Linked DNA regions of Mus musculus: region 1 is linked to region 2. A link is a loop called in an ENCODE intact Hi-C map of the cell type or tissue named here. Cell type or tissue: left cerebral cortex. All regions are shown on one strand. Links, peaks and the distances in the headings refer to the core of each region. The heading gives the core; the rest is flanking DNA. Region 1 overlaps Slc8a1 (solute carrier family 8 (sodium/calcium exchanger), member 1). Region 2 overlaps Slc8a1 (solute carrier family 8 (sodium/calcium exchanger), member 1).

The links. A loop is a pair of places that touch in the nucleus more often than their neighbours do. Peaks named below come from ENCODE experiments on the same cell type or tissue, not always from the same donor. Only the 100,000 strongest peaks of a DNase experiment are listed, where the experiment ranks them.
Region 1: it touches region 2 in a loop (2.0-fold over the local background); 2 of 42 quality-filtered maps call a loop at or near these places.

The regions. Positions count from the first base shown.
Region 1 is chr17:81,493,397-81,509,677 of GRCm38, forward strand. All of the region lies in intron 2 of Slc8a1 (solute carrier family 8 (sodium/calcium exchanger), member 1), which reads right to left. Among named protein-coding and RNA genes, the nearest start is that of Gm33944, 220 kb to the left of the region's middle. In left cerebral cortex, for the core only: no CTCF peak of the experiment used is centred there; DNase peaks (open chromatin) are centred at 9,531 and 9,968; H3K27ac peaks cover 392 bases.
Region 2 is chr17:81,573,961-81,590,241 of GRCm38, forward strand. All of the region lies in intron 2 of Slc8a1 (solute carrier family 8 (sodium/calcium exchanger), member 1), which reads right to left. Among named protein-coding and RNA genes, the nearest start is that of Slc8a1, 160 kb to the right of the region's middle. In left cerebral cortex, for the core only: no CTCF peak of the experiment used is centred there; no DNase peak of the experiment used is centred there; H3K27ac peaks cover 873 bases.

The DNA of each region.
Region 1 (16,281 bases), core at 5,173-13,172, 79 kb before region 2:
TGTGAGTTGTTTCTTCTGCTATGTGTCTCCAGCCTAAGTAGACTTCTGCTATAACTCCCATGCCAAGAAATCGTCTCTCTTTATGATTTTTCTGCCAGGGATTTTTGTCAAATTGAGAGAGAGCTGGTTAAAGTTACAAAAATGACTTCCTTAACTCTGAGACCACAGGAGATATATGTAGTATAGTTATAAAAAAACATACATTTTTTTTCAACGAGCACAGACACAAGGGATGATGGAATGCCAGGGAAGAAAACTACTACATTGAGGCTCATTTCATGTCCCTAGTTCTCCTTGCCATAACTAGGATGCCTTGGGTAGGAGAAAAATCCCCAATTCTTAGACTTATTCCTTTTAATACTACTAGAATGATTTTCAATGCAAAGAAGGAAAAGAGTATGTCATAGCCTGCATTTTACATTAAGAAAGTAGGAATACCAAGGCTTCTTGGATAATTTTGCCTGGTTTTTGATTGAGAGATTCCCTCAAATGCATCCTGTTACTGTGGCAACTTGGCTTTGAGAGAGTAGACTATGGGATGCAGTATTGCATCAGCAGCATGAATTTTTGGAAACATCATCTTTATCCTTCCTGATGTATTCACCCCTGTGCTTGTGACTACAGTAGCAGTAGAAAGAGGACTCTGCCACAAATGCATCATTGACTCTACTCCCACCCCAACTCCAACCCCTCACAAACAGAAACTATTCAGTGGGGATGCGGGGAGAACCCTATGGAACTATTCTTGTGTTTCTCTCTGATGGAAACATCAACAGATAATGATTATAAATCCTCATGGAAAACCTTTATAACAGGAACAATGCACAAGGGACCTGGGTAGAATGAGGGTGGCTGGTAGATACGATGTGACATTTCTAGGGAATTACCCAGAATCCTAGAGTTGCCATGAATGACAGTCTATGTCCTCCCTCTAAAACAAAAGGGACATTTAACCAAAGTAGTGAATAGTCCCGTAAAAACTTTGAGCTTTCCAGACCTCCTTACCCAGGATAAGAAAACAGAAATGTCCTGGAGGTTTGGATAGCATGGTGGGAGGTGTATTAAGACAGTTTGGAAGACGAAGTTCACCCTCTGTTGTCAGTTACTGAGCACCTTCTACTCAAGAGTCTTTTGTGCATTTCATGCTTATCATTTCTAGAAATTTCTCAGTCCTGCTAAGGGCATGGCAGCTGTTTCTGCCAACCTATGAAGCTCAGGTTGGGAGCTGTCCAGTGGTTTTTCCTGTGTAATCTCACCATAAAGGAAGACATTATTCTGATTTTCCCACCTCACGGTTTTCCCTGGAAATTTCTGTGAGAGAATGTTGTTTTTGGAGCGGAGCAGGCAATTGGTGTGTATGACGTAAAGAAAGAAAAGGGAAAAGCCGTTCTAATGCAACTGCCAGTCCACTTCAGCCTGCCTATATCATCAACAGGGTTTGTCCCAGCTCTGCTTCCAACTAGGTTTTGGCTCTATGAAGCCTCAGAGAAATATAGAGGGCCAGGCAATCCAAAACATACCTACAGGAGGAAACCATGGGGCCTGGAGGCTTCTTCCTCCTAAGGAGAGTGCTGGTAGTATCTTGTTTGTTGCACAAAGGGAAGGGAAGGCTGGGAAGTCTCACTCAGAGTAGTCATTGTTTGGAAAATATCTGCTGTACATTGTTAAGTGACAAGGAAACCCACAGATCAAATATAACTTGATAGTCTTCAAAGGTAGCTTTCTGGACTGTGGGAGTTATGGAAATAGCCGTAAGACAGGCAACCAATACAAGAGAGCACCAGAGATGGACTATGATGAGCACTGGAAATGACCACTTAAAAATTCAGAAGGAGAGAAATCTGGTATGAACTGAAAGGCATTTCTCCTCCAGCTGAGTTAGCCTTGCACAGAGGGCAGGGAAGGAACGGTAAGAATGCTTTGCTCTGCTGATCCTGGCTAACACAGGGTTCTCAGTGTGACCCTTAGCCTTACAGCTTGTAAGCCCCATGTCCCATCTCATATCCCGCTCCCATCCCTAGCATATATATACACTGTAGTTACAAGTTCACAGATGGAGGAATATGTTAAAGCCGCTTTTCCTTATGACAAATTTATAGTATAAGGTCAAGTGTCCATTTAGGAAGAATAATGCATAAGTCGACTATAAATTATGGATAGAATGGAATATGTCCTATCAAGGCTGCATGGGGATGGTGAGGAGGGTCAGTGCAGAAGATGGAGCTTGAAGGAAGTCAATTGGCATGTGCATGGAATAGACCAGTTGGGGATCTAATAATGTACAGCATTTGAACAGAGGATTTTGCCCAAAAATGAGCTAATAGTTTCTCCTGAAACTTACACAGCAATAATGACTTCGCTGTTTATAAAGCATACAACATCATATTAAAAGTTTTACGTATATGCAATAAAAATTATTTTTTAAGAGGATATGTTAGAATTTTCTGTGGGCAGGGTGCCTAGGTGTATAATTTAGCAGACCTATAACTTGTATTTTATTTATTCTCCCTCTCTTTCTCTGTCTTCCCTCTCTCTCTCTCTCTCTCTCTCTCTGTGTGTGTGTGTGTGCGCTTGTCTGTCTGTCTGCCTGTGGACACCTGCGTGTCATGGTGCATTCTGTAGAGGTCAGAGGACAATTTGTGGGAGTCAGAGATTGGTCTCTGCTTCCACCATGTGGAGACTGTGGATCGAATACAGGTCTTCAGACTTGAGGGCAAGTACTTTGACCAACTGAACCCTATCACCAGCTTATCAGACATGAAGTGTGACCAGATAAAACTTCACATGGTCTGGTTTTAATGTATGTATTTGCTTGCTTCTGCCTTACAACCACTATTGATAATCCAGATTCACTTGAAAAATTTACTTTAGTGAAAAGTAACCAAACCAAGGGAGACACATTTGTATTAATATTTTTCATTTGTTTTCATATTGTGTATAAAGCCAGTTCTTTAAAACTGCAATTACTCCTTCCATGGGGTATATACAGGCCTCTAATGGTATAGTTTGTGACAGACACAATGTTTTAAAACCATGTGAGATATTGTGCTCAGTTTCTGACTACAGCAATGTCTCATATAACTATATTATTTGTTAGAAACTTGTCAAATGCTTTCTAAATATTAACCCATTGTATTCCTCAAAGTCCACTTCACAGATGAGGGAATTGACCATAGCAGAGCTCAAGGGATGTCCACAGTTTCACATCCTGGGGACGTTCCAGGTCTGTATCAGTTTCTTATGATTTTAATCATTTAATTAGCTTTAAGTGTTACTTTTGCTAGGTCAGTCTTAGCCTGAATTTTAAGTTGGATGTGTCTAAGCTCAAAAGAAAACATGTCAGGCCTGTGGAGTTGGCTCTGAGGCTAAGAGCACTTACTGCTTTCACAGAAGGCCAGAATGTAGTTGCCAGCACACATACTGGGCAGCCACCCGTGTGATTCTGGATCCTGGGGAATCTGGATCCCTCCTCTGGTCTCCACAGGCACCTGCACATATTTACTCACACACATATATGAGTGTGCACATGCACAGATAGAGGCACATACACAAAATGAAATATTTTAAAAGAAAATAGCATATATTCATAATTATGGGTGGTTATGGACACACTTGATAATCATCTATCTATACAGATCCTACTTTAGAAATACATCCCTTGGATTAGGAAGTTAGCTGGTAATTTTCTTCACTGGCTTGGTCCTGGGTTAAAATCCTAGCCATATATATATATATATATATATATATATATATATATATATATATATATATATACACATATACATATACGCATACGCATACACATACACATACATATACTGACAGACAAACAGACAGATAGGCAGGCAGACAGACAGTGGTTCCTTCATAAGGGGAACTACATACCTACGCTGGAACTCTGGCCCCTGTTAACTAATACTTGCTCTTACTGAATTACCCAGAGCTCACTCACTTACCTTGCAGCCATAGCTATATGGAGCAATTACATTGGCCTTCTAGGGGTTTTCTTCATTCACTGTAACTACTTTTTTTTTCAATTAGTTCCCAAGAGAGTTCCTTTAAGTTCCTTCCTGAGTTTTCAGCAGAGCTTCAGATGACAGGGGTTCAGCTGGCTGACTCTGGTCAGTCTCCTGAGGAGCCAGTCTGCCAGGGACTGTGTTTCCACTTCTGACCTTTTTCTTGGGAAAAGCATTGGTCCTTCATTTGACCCAAGGTAGATGGGAAGAAAGGTTGCTTTCACCCTAAGGATGCTCACAGAGATGATCTGAATTCTTGGATAAGTTTGAAAATCTTGCCTATTGTTTACGAATTTGTGCTATGATTCCTTAGGGAACACTTTTTTTCATTGTATTTAATTATGTCATATAAAATTATTATGGTCTAATGTGACTACGGTTATACAAACAGGATCTTATTGCCAGTGTGTAACTATGTATACTCTAACAAATTTATACTCTAACACATTTCTGAGGAGTCGGAGGATTTAAGGGTAAAGCAGGGGAGAATTTTCTGCAACCACCTCAGATTCTTCAATCTTTCCCCCATATACTTTGAAAAGTAGTAATGGAACAACAAGGGGTAGCCATGGTGGAGGGGAGCACAGCACAGCACAGCACAGTTCTCCAGAGGACTCCAGAGGACTCCAGAGGGCTGCTCTAGGAGAGTTCAGTCATGGTCCTAGGCAGCAGGGAGCTGGTAAGTTAAATCAACTCCTAACCATGTTAGGAATTTAAGCCCTGGTAAACTTTGCAAACACAGAGCATTGGCTTTCTGCCACTAGGAAAGGAGTGGCAACTACCCTGGAGGGGATAGGCCACAGAGCTATTCAAGGTGAAGGCAAGGAGCTAGCCTGGGCATGTCAAGTTCCTGACCAATCAGATTCCTAGTTATGCCAAATTCAGATATATTTTTCTCAGTTTGCCATTTCGCTAAGAATTTCTGAATCTAAAAATGCAGAGGAGCTCTCTGGTCTAAGCAATTTTAAAATATGACAACGGTGTGTGTGTGTGTGTGTGTGTGTGTGTGTGTGTGTGTGTGTTTGTGTGTGTGTGTGTGTGTGTGTGTGTGTGTGTGTGTAGGGTTGAGTCTGATATAGTTTATCTAAACAAACTCCCCCTCATAACAGAGCACCAGATGGTGCCACAAAAAATGAGAAAAAGAGGCTGAGGGCATTTAAGTCACATGCTACATTGTCTGTGTTGGCCTGCAAATTGATGCATACATTTCAGTCATTTTTAAGCCTATAGCTTTGTTTTATTTACTTTTTGTTGTTAGTACATTAAACCTAAGTGCTAATAAATATCTCTTACATATTTTTCACGTATGATTCTAATAAAATGAAGAAGTAATTTACAAGAGAACAGGAATTCCTGGCAGTTCTGGGGTGGGGGTAGGTGTGGGGGAGGGGCACCAAATGCATAGATGTTGGATGACTTCTTGAAGGTCTTACAGGTAATTAACATTACAGTAATTAGAATGCAGATTCTCTGAATCTGCTATTATCTGAAATAGATTTGTAGGGAAAGGAATATGTATTTCAGCTATGCTTAGTTCCCATTGAAATGGTAAAATAACAGCACGCTAAATAATGACCCTAAAATTATTTATACTCACAGGAAGTGAGTCAAAAGTTTCATTCTACTGTTGTTGGAGGACTAGGGGTCATGACCTCTAGGGAGGGGTCATGACCTCTAGGGAGGGGTCATGACCTCTAGGGAGGTGGTTTGGCACTCTCTCTTTCTCTCTCTCAAAGTTTCATTCTAAGGAATAAGTAAACATTTTAAAATCTCCAACAGTGCTAAGACACACCGAAGAACCTGTACGCTTTCCGGTGTGGATAACAAAGTTCTAACTTTATATGAAATCGATCTCTGAGCTTTCCTATTGCTAAAAGCTGAACGCAGACTTTCAATCTTTTAAGAGGTCATCAGGTCAAGGATGATATATCTGACCTAGTTACAGGGAACCTGGAGAGCTCCCTTGCCCTTCCGCCCGTGAAGGTAGAGACGTGAGATCTCTCCAGATGCAAACCAGTTGGAGCCTTGACCTTGGACTTCATGGCCTCCAGAAGAGTAAGAAGTGTATCTCTGTGTTTAAACACCAGACAATTATGGTCCCTTACTGGATGGATAATGAATGCACTAACATACATATTGGGGTGGTGTGTAGAAAACAAGTTTTTTTTTTTTTTTTTTTGATTCTAGGTTTGTGTATTCTCTTCTCTTTTGAATGGTATTTGGTCCGGATAAAACTAGATTTCCATGCATATGCAAATTAAGATGGTAGTGTCAAGCCAGAAGACTGAGGGTAGGTGGCTAATGATGGCTGAGATCTAGTTCTTGTTGTCAGAATATTAGCTGAACAAATACACAAATCAGATATGTCTATCTATTGCTGTTTCACTTCCACAACAGTGGGGGAAACAGAGCTTTTATTTCTAGACCATTCAGTGAGAGCAGGATGATCTGGAGATGAAAGTCTACCTGCTGCCATACCCCTGAAGTGCATCCTGGGAAACAAACAGGATGAAGAGGAGCATCCGCAAACTCAGCTGTTCTGAAGCAGTTTTGGTTACTACCAGTTTTTAAAAATTAATTAGTTAATAATGTTTTATTTTTTAATGATGTTAAAAGCAGCCAACTTTTAAAGAATACAGCAAGAAAAAAATACAATAATAATGAGCAGTGAAAGCTAGAAGTTGAGATTCATACTACTGCACTGAAAATTGTGCCAGATCAAGAATAAAAACATTTTTAAAGGGCTGGGTATTGTACCCCAAATTTCCTTATTAGAAATATCTGTCCCAGCTATATACTGAAAAACAGGATTTTGATTTTTGATATACAAAGGACTTGATTGTCATGATCTGCTACTAAATAAACTTCTGGCCAACTCCAAACACCATTGGTATGGTTCCTATCTCTCTATGACCCACATTTTCCTATGGATGGGTTGAATGTCTGTGGTTTGCAAGGGCAGAAGATAGGACATTTTGGACATGAACTTGGGCTCCACTGAGCTGTAAAAGTATATGTATATGCAAAAGAGGGCCTATGGCTCTTCAGTAGGTCCACTGACTGAGTTGTGGAACTCAAAGATGTCAGGCTGCATTCCTCTGCCTCTGCCTCTAGCCTCAGCTCTCTCCTACCATTACATGAAGACATCAGACATGAGAACACGCACAGATCTCTCTGACCTACTCTACTAGGGGGAAGAGTTAAGCATACACAGCTACAGTCAAAAGAAAATGTTTTTAGTCACTAATCAGTTTTGAAGGTGATTTTGAAAGAATGCCCTAAAGTCTGGTGTGAATGTGCCTCCCTCTCTATTCAAAATTAAAAAAGAAAAAGAAAAAAGCTGCTGCAGAAATAACTCACTGTGTGAGGTGGATAAGCTTCAGACAAAGGGAAAAACCAAACCTGCTAGTCAGAGATATTAAAAAAAAATGTCAACTTCTACCTTATGTTGCCAAGGAGACTGTGTAAATAGACTTAAACAAAGAGAAGTGGCTGGCTGGCAACAGCGCTAATGTGGAAAAGCTCTTCATTGTTGTGTGACATGCTTCTTTTCAAAAGAGTAGGAAGAGGTGGCAGGCAGAAAGGGAGGGAAACAAGAATTGGGGTCCCTTTTCCACTCCCCCAAATGGAACAGTGAGAGATGTCTGACAGTGTAGACCTCTTGGTAAATCAATGAATAACAGAGCCTGCAAGCCTAGTGCATTGTCCCCTGATTGTCTTTGCTTAAGATGGAAGTCCCTGTACTCAGATTGGCTAAATGAGGAAGCTTCGCAGGGAATCTTTTCATTAGACATTTTGCCAGATTGCGTGGTGCTTCCTGGACTGAATAGTGCCTGGAAGAGAGAGGAGGGGCAAAGAGGTGAGCCCTGGCCTGGAGGAAGTCATTCTCAGTAAGAGGGATTTCATTCCCTTAAATTATTATTATTATTATTCCTAACACAGTGTCATGTTCAAGAATGGCGATTTCTCCTTCGCTATTTACTACACTCCATGCCTATGGTTGAGACAAACACAGTGAAATTTCAAGTAACCCTGAGTCCTCAGGATGTTCACACTGTATGATATACAAAAATGCTTTTTTAAAAGTTTGATGAGAGTTCCTGGTTTTATACTACCATATATCCACATCATTATAAATGTGTAAAATTGTTGCGCTAATAAAAACTAGTTCATGGGAATTAATAGTGCACACAGTACGATTTTTTCTTTTTTTAATCTTAATGTAAGTGAGAAGATTTATGTGATGTGAACTTATTGTTTATTAATGTGCATCCCATTTCGGATCTTTGACTCTCAGTTTATTCCTCTGTTGAGTTTGGAGTGGTTATGCTGGACAAAGCTCAGATGTTAAACAGTCTGTTCTAAGTTTATTCTTTGTTGCTGGTCATCCACGCCCACCCCTCCACCCCAAAACAGCAAAATGCCATTTTGAATGTCTCTTTTCAGATCTTTCATTGTAGAAGTGCTTGCTTTAAAAGGAGACAACGTTATGTTACAAATCTGTTTATGTCTCCTTGGCTTCTTTCCATCACATGGAAGGTAAATGGGAGAATTGGTAGTTGGCCATTTAAAGAAAATCAGTGCTTTTAGTAGCTAAATTATCAGTAGATGGACAAATAGAAACAAGATTGGGGTCTTAAGTCATTTCCCTACATTTTAGGTTCAAAACACAGCATCAGGAAGCAACCAAAACACTCAGTGCTCAAAGCTGGCATATTGAATTAATAACATATCCTCTTTCTATTGAACCACTCCCAACCTTAGTTGTTAAACAGGCTTCTTTTTTTCTTGTAGGCTGTTATAATCCTGCATGAACTCTGGAACACACTATCTACTCTCAGAAATGGCTTCAAATTTACAGCCTTTTATTACAAATTTCCTTTCAGAAGGTTGTCATTTTGGGTTTACATGTTTCCCAATGCAAGGTAATGGAATCCTGACACTGTCTAGTCAGCCCGAATAACTGATAAATAGCCAGGTCCTTCAAACTCTCTAGATATGAACTCTGAATTCTTATTCAGTCACTAGACTAGCAAGTGTGTTATGACAATGTCGACATCTTCCTTTGAGGATTCAACATGTGTAGTTGTAATTTTATGTACATTAATGAGGAAGCAATTACAGCGAAGAACAGATATTGAGACCGCATTTAATCATAAGAATAGTATAGGAGAAAGCCCAGACATCCACCGTCTATGCCTTTTATCTTGTATCTTTCCAACTTTTCTGTTTCCTTTTAAGTTCCCCTCTTCCCTGTCCTTTTCTTTTCTCTCCTTTCTTTGTCTATAAAGGACGGGACTTTTTCTTAGGTTCCTCTTGTCTGCAGCTGAGCTTAAAGTAAGAATTCCTTCCTTCTGGTTGTTGGTCAACATCTGCAAATGTGACAGAGTTTCAGCATGATAAACAAGAAGGCATTTGAATTAAGCCTACTCAACCCCCCCCCCAACTCTATGGTGGAAATGATTATTGCCCCACCATCTGCCTGCTCACAGGCTGGGAGTGGGCAGAGAACCAGCTGGAGGCGCAGCCCAGGGCAGGCAGGCATCCAGAGCTCAGCATCCTAGAAGCTCTTTATGTCCCTCCAGTCATGTACATTCGCAGGGGAAATGTTTTCATTTTGTGTTCTATAAAAGGAAAAAGTCCCGAGATAAAGCATGGGAGTGGGGGAGGGCATGTGATATAGGAAAGGTATTCTAAACTCCACAAGGCTTCATTACAACGCTTGGGTGGGGGTGGTGGTGGTGGGGGGTGATGGGTATAGGGCAAAGCATTCTGGGCACTGCTCTTTTACAATCACGGGACCTTGGTTCTGTAACTCTTTTCTTCTGAGTTTGGTTTTCCCATTTGTAAAGTTGAATACGGGTGTCTACCCTAAGAATTCTAGGATTCTTATATAAAACCTGTGCAGAATTAACAGAAGAGTTAACAGAAGAAGGAAGGGTGAGTGTGGGTGCCTCCTTTGCTTTGCATGGTCAGAGCAGGATGTCTTTGCATCTTCACACCATGTCTGTGAGGCGTGATTTAGGCCAAGGAAACACATGGTATGGATTCTCCATTGATGTGTCTGCTCAAAGGATGGAGGTAGAGATTACAACACGCTCTTCTGGGTACCATCTTCCTGTCCTCGTGTGTACAGAACCAAAATCAGGGTCACTGCACAATAATTTCAGTTTGTGAGCTAGAAGAACATCACTGAGCAGTCCTGGGAAGTGCCCCTGAAGCTGTGTTGGAAGTCAAAAACAAACAACAAACAACAAAACAAACAGCAGAAGCCAAAGTAACTGCCAGTAGTAAGGTGACATTATCTACATGAAAAACCATCTTCTTTATCCTTCTAAGTTACTTCAAATATCAAAAGGCATACAGCACTTAGTTTTAACTCTTAAGTGATAATCTAATGACTCTTGTTCCTCTATGCCCAAACTGGATGTTATGCAACACACTTCAGATTGTGGAAGAAGACAGGATGGGTACGGAATATAGTTATTTTTCAAAGTAACTGCTTACCTTCTTAATATGTTTTAAAACTGAGGGTCACTGACCAAGGCCATAGCATATGCCTGTGACAGCATATGACAAAAGTTCCAGGGTGAGTGCAAATGACCTTTATATCTTCGGTTGTTTCACCTTCAACACCTAGTAGCATATTGGGGTATGTGATATGTGTGTGTGTGTGTGTGTGCTTATGTGTTTCATTTTTGCGTTTCATGTCACTCAGCACTTCCTGATACCTGGTCGGGCAGTCTGGCATAGAGGTCTGCAGAAGAGCCTAAAATCCTACCCTGAGACTCTGAGTTGGGCTTTCTCCAGAACACTTTGAGGCCAAAGGCATATCCTGTATCCACAGGGGTGAGGATGCTAGGACTATTCATCCAATCTGCCACTTGAGAAAGCCTTTTGCTGTCTCTGGCAGCCTCTCTCTCAATGTAGCTTATGAGGATGGGGTGGGTGGAAAAGAATTCTATGGACAAATTCACAACAGCAGGTGAGTCCATCAGCAAGCCCAGTCTGGAGTCTCTTCATTATAACCTTCCCAAAATTTAGGTCTAAAGTCATTAAGACAAAGAAGAAGAATGAAATAGTCAGAATCTAAATACACAGCCTGCTAACATCTTCAGCTGATCACAAGATGAAAATTAAATTAGCTACAGATTCTAAAAAGGACATACTTGTTTTGTTTTAAATGGGCTTTGCCTTACTCTGGTATAACCCGAAACACTACAGCATACCCATGAATTTCAATAAAACTGTATAGCTTTGCTACAGGGATGTCTCTTTTAAGCAAGTTCTCAGCCTTCAACTCACGATAAGCTGGTGATGTTTGGCCCACTATGCCGCACTCTCTTGCTGTCAGATACTGGTAGTAAATGAGATGGGCTCAGTCACAGGAGACTTCAGAAATGACGCTGAAATGTTGCTGAATCAGCAAGAGTTATGGAGAGGAGCCTCCCAACCCACCATCCTTTCTCTGAATGCTTATCTGGCTCACTTTAGGGCAGCCTAGTTTGTGGTAGGATCATCATCAGGAAATCCCAGAGAGATAACCCGATTACCAAGATAGCCACTGTTCCGAAAGCATATTACTTCATGGCAGTACCTCCTGCAGCAACCTGATCTTTGCTAGAGTTAAACAGGACAATTAATTCTCAATCTTTACAATGCAAGGTGATTATATAAATAAAAGGCTTTCCGATCCATACCCACAAGGAGAGTGAAACCAGAGTGCCAGTGGACTTGATGAATCTTTTTTTTTTTCTTTTCCTTTTCAGACCCAACATTCCCCACCAGATTTTTATTCCTTTGTTTTGCTGTCTGGTAGGGTGGCAGATCTACAACCCCACATGAATACAGGACTCCAAGGCTAATTCAGCATTTTCCATAGCACAGATAGGTGATGGTGGTCAACTCTAATCCAACAGCACAGCCCGGGCCAAGCAGAACAGGATGGGAAAGACCACGCCCACTCTGACATTGCTCTCCAGCAACTGACTAGCGTGGGGGAATACCAACAATAATTAGGCAAACAGATTGCCATACAATTGTGGGAAAAGCTGTCAAACATTTTGTGTTATTATCCCATGCACAGGCTCTGTGGTTTATCATCGTAAGGAAAGCACAGTAAAAGGAAAATCTCTAAACAGTGACATTTTGTTCAAATTACAACCCTCGGCATCTCTGACTGCCTGCACACTGGCATCTCCAATGTTGGATGTAGCATTCAGCAATTTGTTCCCTCATTGAGAGGCATGTCTGGGATGGGTTCTAGCCACTTTTGCCAGCTTCTGTGTGCTTAAGTACAGGAGCACATTGCCTCTCAAAACACAAGGAGCCAAATTCCTTTTCCGGATTACCAGCCTCATGATGGTTGAAAATATGATCTTTTGCACTAAATTTTACTTACTATCTTTTCTTCCCTCTGTATTCAAGACACATTATTGACGTATATTTTAGGAACTCATCTTTTCAGTATAAAGTTAAATTCCTGATGATATGCTGAGATAGTTGTAATTGAATTAACAAGAATAAGAAATAGAAATAAACATTCCCCCACTCTTTCTTTAGTGTCTGGTGCAGTTTTAGTGGACTCTCAGAAATTGAGAGTACTACAAAGGGACATTTTTAAGTGGTGAGGGGAGAAAAGCCTATAGGTAATTTCTAAGTAGGTGTGGGGTGACAGGGATTAACACCGAAGATCAGTCAATGAGCAACCTTTTTTTCTGAATGAGAGAATTGGGCCTCGGGCATTCACAGCAGAAGTTCTGAGTTGCAATTCTTACAATACCCTTCAAGGCAGCCCTCTCACCGAAAATACCTGACTGCTTGAAGATCTCAGATTGGGGTCTTCATGGTTTTCGTTAACCTGACATAAGGAGTCCCACAGCAGAGAGAGACTCTCCTCTATATGAGCCTTGATGAATATCCCTTCCTTTCCACTGCACCCTCAGGAGCTTCCCTGCCCATTGGTTCCCCTCCTTCTCATCTTTACACGCACAGCAGAACCCTTCTGTATTAGGCGTCTCTGTTGTCTGGGTTCAGATGATGTCACTCATGTAGCAAATCTTTATGTGTTCTTTATTTTTTAAAAGTAGTTTTGTTTTTTTTTTAAATTTTGAAAACAGCTAATAGTCCTTCTATCCAAAATTTGGGAATTAATTTTGGCTAGTATATAGAGGAATTGTGCCTAATGTCCCCATCAACATCTGTCTCCCTCTGTTACTCTTTCCTAAGGTATTGAATAACCACGTCTTGTCTCATGTTGGTTACCCAAGCATTCTCACCACGTTTAGTCACATTGGGTAGTGCGTAGAATGCTTTCTAGCTATATCCCCTACAAAACTATATATGTTCAAGGTTTGATTCCCCAAAACATCAACAGTGGATCTAATTAATTTGTATTACATCGTTAATGCCATATATTTGAACAATCATTGCAACCCAACCCAACCAGCTTTGCTTGTGTTTGTACATTAACAGTGGCCCATTTCCTTAATCCAGGACTCTGAATAGAATCTACTTGATTTCTTCTCTATTCTTTAAAAAAAAATCCTTATGGATAAATGTTAATTTAACTCTGTCAAGCTATCTCTCTAGGATAAACTAGAACACAGACCTGGTAAGGAATATCCAGAGAACAATGTATTTACTATAAACCTTTATGTACCCTAGACTAAACAACTGAAAAGTCTATAGCTTATGGAAGGTAGGCCTCTTCTACCTACATGGGTCATTTTTAATCCTTCTAAAACCAACTTTTAGCAATATTGGTTTTGCTTGTTTTCTTTTTGCTTGCTTTGTTTTGCTTTTGTCCCATGAGTTTTCAACCCACTCTAAGTTTCAACCATAAAGACCAGAATCAGTGAGTATTGTTTGAAACTTTTTTTTAAAAATCTTAGCCAAGTTGACATGTACATCGAAGTTATAGCCACAGTCACTATAGAGGACTTAAGGCAAAGTTAAGTTCATGGACCCAAGAAGATTCACTGCACTTGGGATTTTTTTCAACAGGATTTGTAACTTATTCAACTGATCACTGTCAGATCACACACACACACACACACACACACACACACACACACACACCATAGACATAAATGGAAAGAAAGTGGAACTATGTAAAGTAGTTAAGGTTTGGATGTAGTTTGCTGAAGAGACGAGAATGAGGAGAGGAATAATTCCTTGAAGTCTGTCTTAAAATCTAAATATGCTGCCCGCATGAAGCAAGCAATGGACGTGGGTCATGGATGGCCTGCGTTTTGGGAAATCTCGACTGTAAGGGACTTCTGTATTGAGAAATGCAGCAGACATTCTATCACAGTAAATGGAAAGGCAGTCTGGGGGAGGGGGATGCTTGCTGGATGTATAGACACCAACTACCCACAATCCCCTGTGGAGTTGCTTCTCAAGGAAGCTGAGCTGTAAACATTCTGTACCCATAGAATAACAGATTGTTCTTGCAGAAGCAATCGTTTTCCAGGTCCTTTCAGATGCTAGATATTGGTTCTTTTCCCACTTGGTTGAAAAAGGTTTCTCATCCATACTAAGCATGGACATCAATCTAACGGAACATATTAGAAAGTGCTCACCTGGGAATTTGCTAGAGCTGCACCAGGATTGAAATATTTATCGGGTGATAGGCGGTTTAGGTGCTTTTAATCCCAACTTATCACTTGGCTGATTTGGTCCCTTCTTCTCAGAAATTTTGGCAATGTAAGTTCCAGACAGAAGATACCGTCTGAACAACAGGCAGTTCTGGAAGGAAGAGCCCATGGCCCATTGGGTGTGAATGTGCACATTCATGCGCAGGTGAAGGATATAAAGAAGAACATGGGAGTGGGCACTGAGTAACCATGCAATCCTGTCTTTGCACTGCAGCTTTAAATCAGAACAAACACCTTTCTTTCCAAGTCCTCTTGGTTAAGACAGAAAGAAAAGAATGAAAAGGATGGAAAGGGGGGGTTAGCAAATAGTATGTGAAGGCAATTGCTTTACCACAAATTTATAGTTGACAACTTTGCAAATATCCTTTGTGATGCTTCTGTTTGATGACTGCTCCACAGGCAAACCTTACGTTTCATGAAGGTAGACAATACTTCTCTGTTAAGTACTGTGGCCCCACCAGTTACCAGTTACAGCTCTTCGTATAATTTAGATGAAGTAGCTTATCTCATTTAAATAAGTACTTTCCATCTTCAGGTTTCCATTGATCCTTTTATGTAGGCATTGTGAAGACCAATGCTAGTGGTGGATTAAGGATCATCAACTGATAAATATGGTCTTTGATCTATTGGAAATGCTGACAACCTTTTTCTTGAAAATCAAAGAAGTGAAGCCCTAACGTTTCTAGCAGTTGTTTTTAAAATCTATTTGTCAACGAACCATTTTGAGTTACAATATAGAGACATCAGCTTTATTTTTATAGAAACAAACACAATGGCATCCATTGTTCATTGGCCTCAACTCCTATCTTAGGGACTGCTCTTGATTCATGGTGAACAGGGGACATGGCTCAGGGAACTTCACTTTCAAATATGAACATATAAACATCGTTTAGAGTCTTAATGATCTAAAGAGCAGCATCAAAAGCAGAAGGCTGTGGCGTCAATGGCAATCAGCAGCGTGACTGAAGTTCTTACACTATGATTCTCAAGCTACTCCCTAAGAAAGTCACTTTACCTTTCTAGATTCCATGTTATTTATAAAATAACTAAAGTGTGTTATGAGCACAAAATAAAAGAAGGCAGTGCATCATCTGCACCTTGAGTGACATGTAAAAGAGGATCTGACCGAGCTGCAGTAGAAGCCACTGTTAGCCAGCATGGACCATGCTTTCCAAGGCCATTAATCACAACACCCCTTAAAAGTGAGCAGGATTATTTTGCAGGTAGGAAAATGGAAGTGGAGCAGGGTGGATGGTGACTTTCAGCATGCATGGATACAGAGCAGGATAATACTTCACTTTCCCTGGGGTTGGATGCCAGCATGTGACTTGTTTTGTTAAATGACACATGGATGAGGAAGGTTTAGAGTATTTCAGGATGGATCTTTTAAAGCCATCTTTTCTTTCCTGGACTACCACAAACACTGATGTTTCAGACGGATGATATCGTCCAGTAACCTGTCCTGGAGAATAGACGAAATACAGCAGAGCCCTCTGCACACGATGATGGATGTCCAACAATCCATGATTTCTCTGAGCTCCTGGGGATATTACAGTTGCTTTTGCCGAAGAACAGCTTAACCTTTCCTTATTTTCCAGAATGAAAAA
Region 2 (16,281 bases), core at 3,957-11,956:
ATAAAATAACTGTAATGGAAAATAATTAAAATTTAAGTTGCATATTAGCATGTGATATAATAGACATCTGTGAGCTATAACTATCTTGAGGCCAAATATTAGTCTTTGAAAAGAAGCTAGTCTTGGGTCAAGAACAACCAAGTTGTAGTCTATTACACTAGCCAGACAAACACAGGCTGTTTAATGTTTAAAATCCAATATAATTTTCATTATTAAACAAATACCCACTGTGTGTGTCACCAGCATTTTTCTTCATGTTCCTGTCATTCTTAGTAAACACCAAAATTATAGGCTAATTCTTCCTAAAGTGCCATTCTTTGTTACAACTGCAGCTGTACAGAAACACATGCATCATGTCAGTTGGGATGCCCTGCTTAAAGTAGGCCAGTGACAGAGTAGATAAATGTGATGTATATAGACTTTCATTAGGTTCTATCTAGATAGCTTCAGGAGAGAAGAAAGAAATGTTCTAGGGACCTTTCCAGTTACAGAGAAGCTTTGCAAAGTCAGGCAAAGCCATGGTTATGTACTTACTATGCATGCTTTCCTAAACTCACTGGACAAGCGAAAGTCAAGATAATAAAATATACGGCATCGCTGTGACTTCTCAGAGCTTTTAAGTGTGCATATGTGCGTCCATGAGAATAAATGATCACCTGTTGTAAAATTTGATATTCAGAGAAACAAAAACTCCCAGTGGTCACTCTAGAATGTATCCATTATAACTTTTGGCCATTTTGCTCTAAATAAAGATACAGTATAGGAACTTTTGGGATATTGGAGATGACTATCTATGACTTCAATCAACACAGTGTCTGGAAAACTAAAGAACAGGTGTATTTTAGAAACTTTTTTTCTGTGGGTTGATGGAATGAGGAAGATGGTCCACAAAGGAGTTGGGGAAATGAGACTATTAAAAAGCTCTTTAAATCCTTTTTTTTGTTCCTGTTTATGATTGGATATTTATAAAATATGAAATCCCCCAACACATAGAGCATTTCAGAGCTCAATTCATCAGTCTGGTCTGGGTCAATCTATTTCTTGTTATAAGTAGGGAAAGGACAAATCCATCCTGATAGTTAGCCTTAGAGGTCTTGATGGTAGGGAATGGACTAGGGGTTATTTCAGAGATTATGAGAGAAATTCTGTTTGTCTGTCCAACACTCACTTGCAAGCCTAAGACTCTGACTCCTGGACAAATGCAAACTCCCATGAGAGAGCAAACTTATGAGCTGTTGCCAGCTTGCAGTGAATTATTTTATGTGATCTTTATAGGGAAATGCCATTTGAAAGAGTGGTTAAATCCTGAGAGCAGAGAGGCATAGAGTGTAGTGTGAAGTTCTGGGGGGAGGCAGAGGTTTGCTTCCTACGAAGGAAGTAATTTTCTCTCTTTGTGTGTATGCACAAGCTTTGCTTGTGAGTCTCTGGTCCACTGATTGTTTCTTGTACTCAGACTCTCAACAGAGTGTAACAAGGTGATAGCTTCCTAAAACAGAGTAACTTACAGAATTTTCAAGTTTAGGTCCCAGTTTGAAAGAATAAATCAGCAAAAATAAGGATATCATGTTGTGTAATCTGCTTCCTTATTTTGTTCTCACTACTTTCTTTTTTTTTTTATCTTTTTTTAATGTTCTTTTTTTAATTGGGTATTTATTTCATTTACATTTCCAATGCTATCCCAAAAGTCCCCCACCCACCCACTCTCACTTCTTGGCCCTGTCGTTCCCCTGTGTTGAGGCATATAAAGTTTGCAGGACCAATGGGCCTCTCTTTCCACTGATGGCCGACTAGGCCATCTTCTGATTCATATGCAGCTAGAGTCACGAGCTCCTGGGGGGTACTGGTTAGTTCATATTGTTGTTCCACCTATAGTGTTGCAGACCCCTTTAGTTCCTTGGGTGCTTTCTCTAGCTCCTCCATTGGGGGCCGTGTGACCCATCCAATAGCTGACTGTGAGCATCCACTTCTGTGTTTGCTAGGCCCCGGCATAGTCTCACAAGAGACAGCTATATCACGGTCCTTTCAGCAAAATCTTGCTAGTGTATGCAATGGTGTCAGCGTTTGGAAGCTGATTATGGGATGGATCCCTAGATATGGCAGTCTCTAGATGGTCCATCCTTTCATCTCAGCTCCAAACTTTGTCTCTGCAACTCCTTCCATGGGTGTTTTGTTCCCAATTCTAAGAAGGGGCAAAGTGTCCACACTTTGGTCTTCGTTCTTCTTGAGTTTCTACTCACATCCACAACACATCACTCTGAGATTATTCTGGAGACAAAGTCTAAGAAAGGAGATGAAAGGGCTGAGGATTTTTGTCCATTATTCTATCAAATGGATAGGGGCTCTTTCTCTGACTGTCGACTTTTCAGGTCCTTGCCTGGCCTATCTTTTTGCAATGAAGGATATTTCCTTGTTAAAAGAGGCAAAAATATTTTAATGTTTTCAAAATACAAAACAAATTTTATAGCTTGGAGAGATCTTATAAGAGTCCAACACATAACACCATGCAGCTAAAATACCACTTATCTGGACATGAATTCTGGTTCTGGCTCTGGGATTGATTGGAATCGTGCCTCTGGGGAGGTTTCTTTAATATCGTCTAGTTTCTCGTTTCTATATGCAAAATGCAATCATTTGTCTTTAAGAGTACATCAAGGAGCATGAGCGCGATCTTTATGTGTGAAGGTGTTGTGGTTAACCCTGGTTTTACATACACTTCCTGTTGCTAACATGTCAAAGACATCAGTGATGTTGAATTAAAACCTGTCTCATGATCCCACTGGGAAAACATGTTGGTTTTGGATCTTGATTCACCTTTGAGTAAATCATTCTAAAAGTATGTAATTTATCTGCCTGAAGTATGCAAGCTGCTTATCACATTAGGAAAATTATTAAAACATTAGAGCAAGACAAAAATGTGGGTATTATTTACTTTTGTCATTATGTGGTGAGTTAGTCCGGTGTTATTTCATTATTTAGGGAAAGCATATTTTTGTTTATTTATTAGTCCTAAAGGCCCAAAGAGGTAGTGGTGTTCTGCATGACCGTTGAGAACTATATCTGATAAAGGTACACATAATTTTTGTCTAGTAGAAGAGATAACCCCAAAGGTTGTAGCCTGCTGCCCTGGATATATTAACCACACTGGTATCTAACAGAGCGATCTTACTTGAACATTTATGAAATGGCTAACCTATAAATATCCAGATGCTAAAATAGTCTTTAAACTGGCTTTATTACTGGTTTTTAACCAACAAATGAGTTCCATAAATTCTTGAACACATGCTCATTTTATGTGTGCAAGTCAGGCTTTAAGTTATTTTAATTAAACATTAGCAGTGATGGAGATATTTTGCTGTGGATGTGATGATTTTAGTACTCATTAGTAGATGGTAATACACATGCTGATATTAGGGGAGAAAGTTACAATGTGAATGGGATGATAGATTGATGGGCAGGTGGGAACACTGAATTTCTGGAGCTTTTAAATATAAATACTAAAACTTTGTTTTCTTTTATTCTCCTGGGGTCATGGTTGATGTGCTGGCTATAGTGACAAATAAATTAGATTATTTTCTTTAAAAATTATGTCTTAATTCCTTTTCTATGCTGTGTTAAGACACCATGATCAAGGCAAGCTATAGAAGAAAACACATAACGATGGGCTTTCAGTTTCAGAGAGTGAGTCTATCCCTGATGGCACAGCAAAGGCCACGCCTCCTAATCCTTCCCAAACAGTTCTACTGACTGGGACCAAACATTCAAATGTATGAGCCCATGAGGGCCGTCCTCTTTCATCCTCATCCTCAGCACGCACAGATCCTTCTGATGGCATCAGCGCTATGTAGCCCTGAGGTCTCACAGAAAGAAATTAAACATCCACTGCCATCGATTTTAACCCTTTACACCTCAAATGGTGGGAACTGGATGTTGGTCATTAGCATGCTAGTGCATATGTGAACAAAACTGAGCTACAAAGATTTATATAGCAATGGAACTAATCATTTACCATATACATCTGGGGAAATGTATTCATAGAGAACATCACCTTGTACAATAAAGAATGGTAGCTACATTCCAAACGTATCCCAAAAATTGATGGATGAGCTTGAAGTTCCTGGATCTCATTAATTTTGAGCAATAGGAAGATAGTGTGCTAAGTCAAGACAGTTTCCAAGGAAAATGTCTTACTAAAGCCTTAGAAAAGACAGTGAGGTAGAAGGGGTCAGCAGAGAGCATAGCTTCCAAAACATATTCTACTATAGTTATTTAGAATATTGAGATATTAGCCACAGAAGACCTTGGTCAAGTTCCATCTGCTGGAATGATTTGAAGAAATAGACTCTGCTGATTCTGCCTGCTTTTTGTCTGGGAAGTTGGGGACTTTTATTTTTAAGTGTCACGGAATAAATCTGTGTCCGTGTCTGTTAGGAAAAATATACTGGAGCAATTCAGTCCTTTTATTCAATCTTCTCCCTGCCTCTAAAACTACAAATAAAGGTGTGTGTTTGTGTGGTGGGGGGAACCAGACCACGCCAGGTGTGCACCATAAAACAAGAAAGTGTGGTTTGCCTCTAAGAAGTTTCACATTTTAGCAAGACACCCTGACCCAGTTCATTTCTATGTAACCTGTTCTCGAGAACAAAGCCAGAGAGAGAGAAGCACGGCCGAGAAGCATCTGTTGAGAGTAAGCAGTGCTGTCACAGCTCTTAAACGTCTTGAGAAAGGCAGAGTCTGAAAACTTCAGGCCTTCCTCTTGGTCTCAGTCCGGTTAGTGACTCCCAACGTATACACATTAAAAATGGGGAGGTCAGGGCATCCAGGAGCCCCTTAATCACAACTGGCCTGAGGTCACATGCTCTTGGGGACAAAATTTCCAGGCTGATGCAAAGGTTTCTACTCTCAACTCCTAAACCAAATACTTAGCCTGGTGATAACCAGGTAAGACTACTACAGGATACTCATTTCCTAATCAGGGATAAATTGGACTCGGGTCAAGACAGTTCAACTGCTGTGAACTCTGGGTGCCTTCTTCAGAATTCTGTGTGTTTCACAAAGAGAAAGGATGCTCCAAGCCACAGTTTATAACTTGTCCAGTCTGTCTCAGCTAGGTTTGGGATGCCAAGGGTCCTTCATTTGTGCCTTTCCAATCCTCTTTTTTCTCCCAGTGTCAAGAAATTCTTTGGCAGGTATGCAGCACTCGCTGGTATTTAGATGCGACAGAGAAAGCAGCAGCTGTTTCAAATTCATGCCTCCTCTGGACTCAGTAAATAAAATAAAAAGTATGAATCCTTTATGTTAGGTACCAATTTTCCTCCTCTTGAGTGAAAGCAGGCCATATCCCTGCTCATGCATGGTTAGCTAGGACCAGTACTATATACTCATCATCCCAGAACTCAGGAGCCCAAAGCAAGCCTGTAAGTTCAAGGCCAGCATGAGTCTAGACCCTGTCTCCAACAAATAGTAAGCACAAACCAAGCAGGACAAAACTGAATGTAACCCAGTAAAAATGAACATGATTAGGAAATATTAAAGGCACTTCAAAAATTATATTTCCATTAATCTGCAAAAGAACTAAGAGTGAGAGGAGGGGCTGTATTTTATCCCTTAAGTATTAGAAGAACATTGGAAAGATTCTTGTGACTAAAAGAGTTCAAGGAGAATGTGAAAGGAAAAAAAAATCCATTTTTTTGTGAACATAAAAGATGTTACCTTTCAATTCCAACAAAGGTCTCTAGTTACATATGTCAGCAAATGAAAGACAGAATATAATCTGTACTCAAAATCTTAGTTTATAGGGTTTTTTTTTAATGCTTTTTCAAAATCATTAGTTGTTTTGTGGTCCATCAGCAGTGTTCGTCAGAGCTGGAAAAAAACTGGTTTAAACACCCATGTCAGTTATTCCTCGGACAGCCTGACTCTGTATGTCTACATCTGGGGTTGTTAGCTCTACTTCCTGCAAAAAAGGAAGCTGCTGACAGCTCGGGCCAAGATGGCTAAGTCTTTGCTTCCTAAAACTTTCTTTCTGAAACTAGGCCATAGTGGATAATTTCATAGCATACTACAATAAGACGTACTTGGTTTCAGAGCAGACTCACATCACCAGTAACTTGTTAGACATGCCAGGACTGCAGCTCAGACTAAGCTGTCTTAGGATCCTTAAAGGCGTGTGAGGTTCAACCCTGAGTGTTGGCAGCCCAGTGCTGGATGGTCTCGGAGCCGTTTCTCCTCAGCTGCAGCTGCCTGGACAGTTATTTTGACACTTCCTGGGACAAGAGCAAGCTTGAGTCAATGCTTCGTTCCATTCCAGGGGAGACCTTGCTCTAATGGAATGTACATGCCTGGCCTTTTAAATACAGTCCCCCAGATGGAATGCAAGACACAGGAAGGCAGAGAGGGAAAAAAGTCAAGGTGCCAAACATAGAAGAATGACCTGCGCGGCTAAACTGTTTTGTCTGTACCCTGCCCTAAGGCACCAACACTTACTGAGAATAAACGAAGGGAAGAGAAAGATAGGCCCACAGCTCACCCATCTTTAGAGTTTGGAATAGTTTAAAATTGAGTAATAATCCTGAAAGTATTTGCAACTAGTGTCTGTCCAGCCTGCTAAGTTTCAGTCTGACTTTGGTTCCCCTGAGTAATCAGCCCACATATAAGCAAGTTAGGGATGAAAAAAAAAAAAAAAACCCAATCCTTTCATTTTCTGTTTCCCACATCTCCTTGTGTGCGTACATCCAAGTGCAGCCCACAGGAGGAGGATGTCTGTAGAGTCGATGGAGTTAGACAGCATTCTGCAGAGAACACTGGGTTGCTTGGGTTTAGATTCTGCCTCCACGAGGTCTCAGCTATTTGAAAGAGCAACTTAACATTTACTGGACTGATTCATGCATTTTTTTCATAATTAGGTTTTGTGTGTGTGTGTTGAAACCTGTTACAAACCTTGTATACTTTGTGAACAAGAAACTCTGATCTCATAGGCTTTCTGGAGGAAGACAAGAACAATAAGCAGAAGTGAAGTGTGTGTGTGTGTGTGTGTGTGTGTGTGTGTGTGTGAGAGAGAGAGAGAGAGAGAGAGAGAGAGAGAGAGAGAGAAAGAGAGAGAGAGAGAGGGAGAGAGAGAGAGATGGAGATGGAGACACACACAAAGAAAGTGTGAGGTGTGTAGGGGGAGCATAAACAGAACAGACAACAGATGCAAAGGTTCTGAAGGCGAAGTGATTTGAGGCTGTCCTAGCACCATGGAGTCCTGGATGGCTCTGATAATAAAGGAGGAAGAGAGTGAAGGAACAGCTTACAGCTGTAACCCAGACGTTCATCACCTGTAGGCCATAGCACTTTATCCTGTGTAAGAAGCATGACAGAAATCTACTGGAGTTGTTCAAGGGGAACAGTGTGAGGATCTTGCTTAGAGGCTCATTCCAGGGGCTGGGTGAAATTCACAATGAAGGCTACATGAGGAAGTTTCATTGCATTCAACATGAGAACATGGGAACAAGATTCTGGAGTTAGGGCAAGCTGATTTGGAAAGGGAAGGGCGAACAGCCACTTGCTAAGAGAGAGAGTTATGTAAGATTGATAGATTTGGGACCCAAGAAATCACATGAATGGTGATGATGGCAACCAAAACCAGAAGCCTTGACAGAAGCTCGAGGTTGGGGAAAGGGTTATAGATCAAGTTGCTTTAGATAAGGCAGCATTTGATACACCTCCTTCTTAAGCCTTGGTGTAGACACCTCGTGGGATACTTAGAGTCAATGATGGAGATAATGCATGGCACTTCATAAAGTAACAGGAAGTCTGTGGGTGTAAACGCTGTAGCAGCAGGTATGTAAGTGTCAACACACATAGATGAATGATCTTGAATGTCAACCGAGATTTATCAGGAAGGGACAAGATCGATGAAGAATGGTGAGACTCTGAAGAAAGTATGTTAGAAAGGGAAGCAGGGGAGCGGGAGCAGAGGGATATGAGGAGGAAGAAGGAGGAGGAATCAGAGGAACAGAAAGAGGAGGAGGAAGAGGAGGAGAAGGAGGAGCAGAACGGGAATATGGTCAAAGTACATGGTATCAACTTGATCAAAATTTTCATACAGAACTCATCCTTCTATATATTGGCTTTACACCAAGAACAAGAATAGTATTACGATATAAACTCTGTAACAAGTTATTTGCAGCAAAACAGTATAACAACTCGCCTTAAACTAAGTAAAGGGTTGCACCTTGGCTCCTTCAATGTACAAGTTTAATTATAAAAGAAAGAATCTATTAGACGCACACATGCCATCTTCACCCCACTTCAGAGCCTGTGCCTATATGTCATGGCAAATAGGACAGTCACAGCCTAGAGAACCACCGCACGCATGCAATGCCAGCTCTACCCTTGGCTGTATATATCTCAAAAGTTTCCATACCTGTAAAATAAACATAAGCCCAGCTTCACTGAGTTTGTTCCAAAGGGTCAATACGAATATGATTTAGTTTTAATGATAGAAAAAATTTCCTTTCACTTAGGTATATAACACTGATTAGGTGGTTTTTGTCCCTATGTGTATAAGTGAATTTGGCATGTGGTGTGTGTTTGTGTGTGTGTGTGTGTGTGTGTGTGTGTGCGCACACACATGTGCGCACCACAGAAGGAAAGCAGTGGCCCATTCTATCACTCTTTGCCTGATCTCTCTCTCTCTCTCTCTCTCTCTCTCTCTCTCACACACACACACACACACACACACACACACACACACACACACACAGAGAGGTGATGTAATACTCTGACACAGGCCACAGAAGGAAAGCAGTGGCCCATTCTATCACTCTTTGCCTGATACCTTTGAGACAAAGCCTCTCACTGAATCCAGAGGTAGGTAGGCTGGCTTCTGACCCCATCTCCCACAGTGCTGGGGTACAGGTGTATGCAGCTATACTCTATTTCTCTTTATTACAGGTTCCTGGGTCTGTTCTTAGGTCTTCATGATCTTGCAGCAAATATTCTCAGCCACTGAGCATCTCCCTAGCCCTAGCCTACCTTCCATGATGGTCCAAATTAATAAGACAAACAAAAGAGATCAAACACTTTTAAACCTATGGATATTAATGTGATTGTTCTTTAAAAGGACAAGTTTATTGATTCCCAAAGCAGGGGCTTCAGCTTACTTTTATTGTCTGTTAGATGATTATACTTTGTATTTGCAGACAAGATTAAATAAGCATGACAGTTGTCTTCCAGTGGTGTTCATCTACAGTGCTCTTATTATTTATAAACCTCAGCCCTGACAGAAAATCGGTATCTCCTATGAAGAGAAAGCGATTGGTGCTTTCATATGGCATCTTCAGTCTTTGGAACACAAACCAGTGATATTATATATTACAACTGAAGACATCCAGTTTCAGGTGTATTCAGTGTTCAGACAAGATTAGGACAATTCAGTATCTATGAGTGTCAACACACCTATGTGATAAACTTGGGTTGGAATCAAGGTCACCAATGCCAAATCGATAGGTTCTCACCCTCAAGCCAACTCTACATGGACAGTAAAGGCATGGGGGCAGGGGCCAGAGATGCACAACACTTGATCACTTGGTGAAATGATTACCTAGCATGCATGGGTTTCCCATTCACTCAAGCATCAAGTGGATGGAATGTGGTAGTACTCACTTGTATTCACAGCACACAAGAGGTAGAATAGGGGAAATCAGACATTCAAATTAATATTTATCTATAAAGGTATTTCAGGAAATCCTAGAATACATAAGACCCCCCCCTTATTTTCTGACGGAAAAGAAAGGAAGGAAGGAAGGAAGGAAGGAAGGAAGGAAGGAAGAAAAAACATGGAAAAAGTGAAACAAAACAATGGGTTCACAAATTCTTATCATGTATGAAATTATCCTGAGATTTATACAATGAATTTGACAACGTAATTTAAGATTGAAAGGTCTGTTGTATATGGTCTAATGTGGGTAATTTACCTAACAAGTAAGCCAGTGGTGCCTTGGGTCTGTAGAGCTATGTACTTTCTTGCTTTCTTGAGGATCTGATGGACCTGCATCTATCCTCCACAGAATGAACACAAACCATAAACCACATAAAATCTAAAAGAGCTCTGGGAATGGCACAGCCAGCTTGCCAGTTTTTGACAGCATTGTATTCTATAGAATAGGTGAAGGCAGAGTTTGTGATAGTGTTGAAATACAGAGATGGAGACAGAAGAGATTAAAGAGTGGGAAGAGACGTTCGAGCTCACAACTGTCATCAGAGAGACACAAGGTCTCCTGCTCTTTCTTCTTAGCTACTCCTGACTTGTCTGGCTTTCTCTTCCCACTTCAGCTAGGTTCTCTGTAGAGTAGGAGTGATTTAGCATCTACTGCCAGGAGCAGAGGTCATGGGATGAGGTAGACAAACTCGGTATTATGAGGACTGACAAGGTCAATTCATGAAATATGCTTAGAACAGAGCCCAGGATAGAAGACACTTTAAAGCGAGTTATTTACCAGCAACCAGCATGGCCTACTTAGAAAGCTCTTTCTGTGACAGTAGTCCAAAATGCCACTAAAAAAGTAAACCAAATTCCAAAAGAAAAACATGTCTTTAATGTTAGGATTACATAATTCCCCCAATTTTAGAGAATAATTTGTAAATCAAAATAGTTTGAAGTCATAAAACAAAACCTAACACCTACCTCTGAGCACACAGCTGTTGTTTCCCTGAGGAAAATCTTAATAGCGTTATCATTATTAAAGTTGAAAAAAATAACTCCTCAGAACATTGAAAATGTTCAACTAGAATTTGGGTCCCTATTCTGGACCATAGAGTTTTCTTTGACTCATAAAATGGCTATCTTTTTGCTATGTTTTTATTCCTTCCTCACTAGAATGTTTGCACCTATGCATTCCATGTATCATATTTGTATGAGTCTTTTGAAAATATGTTTCATCTCAACAACCTCAAGTTCTTTAAAACCATATTGTGAATTATGCCATGGTATGTCTCTCTTTTCATTAATCATGTTTACAAATGCTACACAAGGCTCTAGTCCCCTATACAAGCAAGCAAGAAGACAAAAGGGATTTTATGCCATGGCTGTAGTATCATTCCATGTTAGCATCTAGTATGACATTCATTCATCTGCTTATGATTTTAAATTATGTTACAAGAATTTACTAGTGTCGTACAAGCCCTCATTTTTTTGAGTAACCATAATTAGCCAGACATGGCCCGTGACTAAGTTCTCTCCTAGCCATCAGGGTGGTCCAGGAAGATGTCACTTCTCTTTTCGTTTTCCAGATGATGAGATTAAGGTATCAAGAGCTTGTGTGACATGTCAGAGGGCATAGGCAACTATGTGGGAGAACAGAAGAGCAATACTGTGTGAACCTCACAGCCAAGTCCTTATCCCATTGTACATAAGGCCAAATACTCAACATTATCCCAGCTTTTATCAAGGACAGTAAGAACATTTAGACAAGCTCATGTTAGAGCATTATAACCAGATTTTAGTCAGGGAATGGGACTTCCCATTATGCTGTATATCTTTATAACATTCATGTACCCATGATTCAAGTCAGGGACGGTGCCTTACCTACGCGAGGCAGAGAATAAAAGTGACTTTTTCCTTCCAGGAGAGTAAACACTTCAACACCCACTGAGTAAATGAATATGAAAAACAAATAACATAGGATCCTCATCTTCTCCTCTCCCTCCTTTTCCAAATTCGTTATTCAGAGATACTGTAGGGGATGGAGAATGTGAAAGATGATGTATGTGATGGGAAATCCTTAGACAGAACAAACCTGTCCCAGGTGCCTTACTGCATGGCTTTCTTACTTTCTGGGCTGCCTAGGACTTTTCTTGAGATGACTTTAGTATCTTCAAGTTCAAATATAGGATCTATTATTAGCAGTGTGTGAGATTAGAGTAAATAGATCTACCCCAAAATAGTGCCTTCGACAAAAAGCTGGGAAAAAATCTACAGTCGTCCAGTTTCTATGGGGACAGACCTAAAGGCCACAAACAATTCTCTGCATACTCTAGACCCTGTGCCCTTCTCATAAAAAAAAGGCATCAGGAATGAGGAACACTGATTGAAACAGTGAAGATCTCAGATTGAGGTCTGTGGGTTAGCTTGCCTGAGTACTTGAGGTTGTAGGTATCATTAGAAGAAGAAAATTCAAACAAAAATTGAAGAAAGGCTTTTCCTACAACAAGAAGCCAACTGCCTTTTATACCATTCTCCATACCATAGATTCAAATCAATGGGTTTCATGCAGCCTACCTCATGCTGTGTAAAACAGAACACATAGGTGTTGATAAATTAACCAGGACTAATTCAAGGGACACACAGAATTTAGATTTAGCATTAGGGAAACGCGAAGGTGTATAGCACACACACACACAGAGCTTAAGTCAACCTACCTAATAACAGTTGCATGTGGCTGTGTTACAGGTTAGTCCATTAGAAATGGGAGAATAAACACCTGTTTCTACCTGTTTCTAAGTTTGTTTTGTTTTGTTTTGTTTTGTTTTGTTTTGTTTTGTAAACTCTTATAAGGACATCTCAGGGAAGAAAGCTGTAGATGTGCTGGGGTTGGTTACCAGTGCACAGCATGAACACTACAACCCAAGGACACTCCTTAACAAATTAAAGTCAGTGAAGCTGAAGGCAACAACATTCCGCAGAGCTCGCCTGAAGTAATCTACTGATGGATACGGGGGTCTCATGTTCCAGGATCTCAACGGGCACTGCCATGCTTTCCCAGGTGCCTCTGTCCACCAGGAATGGGGTTCCTTCTGTGACACAGCCAGGGGACGGTTGCGTTCCCTTTCTATAGTCTTTGGGAATTCCAAGAAGCCCGTGAGTCATCGGAGCTCATTACCAAAAATGGGTGTGGAATTTAATTTCCTAGAGATTATAAAGAATATAGCACACATTTTGTTCTCCAAAGCTCTGGATATAATTTTGGCTATGAGCAGAGAATGAGTCAAATGACCTTTTAAGGTAACTTCCATGTATATTTAGGACTTAAGTTTCCAAGATTTGGCCTACTCAGCACTTTTGAAAAGTATTTTAATTGGACAAACGTGGTTCCCACCCCCCGCCCCCTTCAAACAATCTGGCTGCTGTAAGAGCCTGTGGAGCATTGCTTTAAGTTAACATAATTCAAGTTATGAAAATATTAAAATTTAAGCCTGTTAGATATAGGTGCTCTGGTACCTATTTCTAGTTACAGATACAGTTTTATTCAATGACAGCTTTCCAAGTCTTTGTGGTTTCTCTGAGCTGTAGGTGAGAAACCAGGGAGGGTATTAAAAGTAGGGAGGGTATAAAGCCCTCTGGAGGAAAGGCCACACCTTGGCCTCTGCCTTCTCCAAGAGGTGGATGTCTCAAGTCCATGTTTTAGCATTAGATGTCTACTCTACTCTTTTATCAACTGTAACTTTTAGTCATTAACTATGAAGTTATGTATAGGAGAGGAGAATAAACAGTTCTTGGTAGTGGGATTTATATCTATATCATCTATGTATCCTATCTATCTATCTATCTATCAATCAATCATTCATCATCTATATATCTGTCTGTCTGTCTCTTAGCTTGAAAATTTCCTTCCCCAAATATGTGCTTACTACCACATAGGTTGTCATAGAATGTAGAGAGAAGCCAAGCCGTGTCTTGACAACTACGGAGAAAAGCAGAGAAACAAACGTTCCTTCTCGGCCCACGCTGCAGGTGGCCACAGGTCTGTCTGACACCCAGCTTCATCATCTGGCCTCATCTGGAATCCCTTTCGCTTCTTCACAGGCTTTTCAAGGCCTGTTGATTTTTCATTAAGGAAAGTGGCTCTAATCTATTATTAAACAGCTTTCACCTCCACACCCTCCCCTCAAGCCTCATTATAACATCACTAACATCCAGGAGGCCAATATCTTAGTATTACCAATAGAAAAAACATTTCTTTGTGCTGTAAATTGTGAGAAGAATCCCCAGCTGTGGTAAACTGCAGGCAGGTTGCAACTCTAGACCTGAGAATCAACTAAAGAAGTACAGTTCACATGTGCTCTATCTCTTAATATTACCCCCCTGCCTTTCTGCTTGCTCCCCATAGATCTCTGTTGAACAGCTCCTTCAACACATCTCTGGAGCTGTTGCTGCATCCCTCTCCTAGTCTACTACTTGCTGATGATGGTAAATGCTATAGCACAGGTACAAGGATGCTGCCTTTGCGCCCTCTAATAAATGAACCACCTTTGGAGGTCAGAGGGATGTCATGAAGAGAGGAGTAATCATCTCACTACCCTTAAATCCCTTCCTGACTCAGAGAAGAAAAGTGGTAGACCTTTAATAAGCATTTCCTGTTATTGACAAGCTGCCCAGCTTGGAAGTGGTTGAATAACTGAGAACAACACAGCTGCATAACCTTCTATACAAGTCATTTCATTCTTGTGCAAGTGTTTTTATAGGTCAGAGCCTCAGAAATGGAGTTGCTAGGTCAAGAGATAAACACATCTGTGATTCTGTTAAACATTTCTAGGTCTCCCTTCCAAACGGTTATACTGCTGTGTGCCTCCTTAGAAAAGCATGAAGATCCTATTATTCTACCATCTCCTCAGCAGATTGCATTATCAAACCGGTGAATGTTTATCACTCGGGTTAGTGAGAGCGTCTCTCACCACATCATGAACTGACATTATTTTGAATGAAGTAGTTGTATGTTTGGGAGCTATGTGTATCCTCCCTTAAATTCCTGCACTTGACCCAAGGCATTCTGTAATCCAAAACTCCATGTCCCTTTCTTTAAAGTAGACCCTACCAGTATCCCACAGTGGTGCTTACACATGCTCTGGGACTAAGGGTAGATATGGCATAGGTGTTAAAGGAGAAAAAAATCCCCGGAATGCTTCGAGCTTCTCACATCAGTTTTTGGTTACTGCTTTGGCAGAAGCCGGATGGAAGTGTGAGGCGACTGTGGGACAGGAGGAGGAGGAACTGGTTGTTGTATCAATTTACATCTCCTGCTGCTTGGGGATGTTTTATACATGGCTTAACTTTTATTCATCCTAAAGGTAGTACTAATAGTTTTGGAAACCCCATGAAACTTAAACAATCGTAGAAGTTGGAAAGAGAGAATTTCGTAAAGAGGTAGGAAGTATGATTACCTCGGACCTTTGTATAGAATATTTGGGGCTTCAGCAGCATACACCATCATTCAAATTGTGCCTGAGAACATTTCTAGAAAATATTAAGATTGAGCAAATATGGCATAGAGAACAGGGATGAAGAGGTCTTTAAGAGTGTTACCTAAAATAAAATATAGACTTCTTGATAAAAGTTTTCTGTTCACAACTGCACATGCACACAAAAGCCTGGACTAGGTAAAGGTGAATAAGACGTAGTGTTGCAGGTTCTCTCAAGTGCTTCATTGTAGGAAAGAGCTCATGGAAGGCTTCCGCTATAATTTGGCTACAGAATCTCCTCCCCTCATCCCCTTCCTTGTCCTCCCCCTGATGACAGTCCAGCTCACGATCAGAAGGATGGAAGGCAACACTTGTGTGATGCCATAAGCAACAACCTTAAGACAACCAGAGAACCTTCCTTAAACATCATTCTGATCTTGACATCAATCCCATTCTTCCTATAGGCAAATGTATGACCTCCCACTATGGCTGTGGGCATCCTGGTTTCTGTACTGCTTGCCTCAGGAGTCAGGTTCCAGCAGGAGCCAGAATCCAGCTAATTTGTGATGTATGTCAACAATGAGCATCTATGGCCTGCTCTAGGCCATCACTTAAGTGTCACCACAAACTCCACTAGTGGTCCCCAGTAGATCTGTTTCTTTGGTATTTGCTTTTACCTCCTTTTGGTATTGTTCGCTGTTCAACAGCAGTATATTCTCTAAGCTATCAGTGCTGCTAAATTATTAACATTTCATTGAGTTCTACGGAGCCACGGAGTGGCATCTGTTAGAAAAGCCTGGTGCTTTCCTTTGCCCTTTGGCTGTTTTTGTCGTAAACATGTATTGAGCCTGCACTATGCCAGATTCTTTGCTGAGTGCCTAGGGACACAGTCCCTGATAGCTCACATGCTGACTTTTTTGAACGCTCTCATTCTTCCCACTGTGTGCAGTTGAGATGGCTCCTCTCCCAGGAATCTATAAGTGAGCTTTACCCCACTTCAGTCTGGACTGTGCATTCTTCTACGGATATCTAACACGACACTCAACTCTACTGCTCAAATACACCCTGTGATCTTTAGAACAAGGTCTCCAGGACTTTAATCTGATCTCAGCATCTATTGCA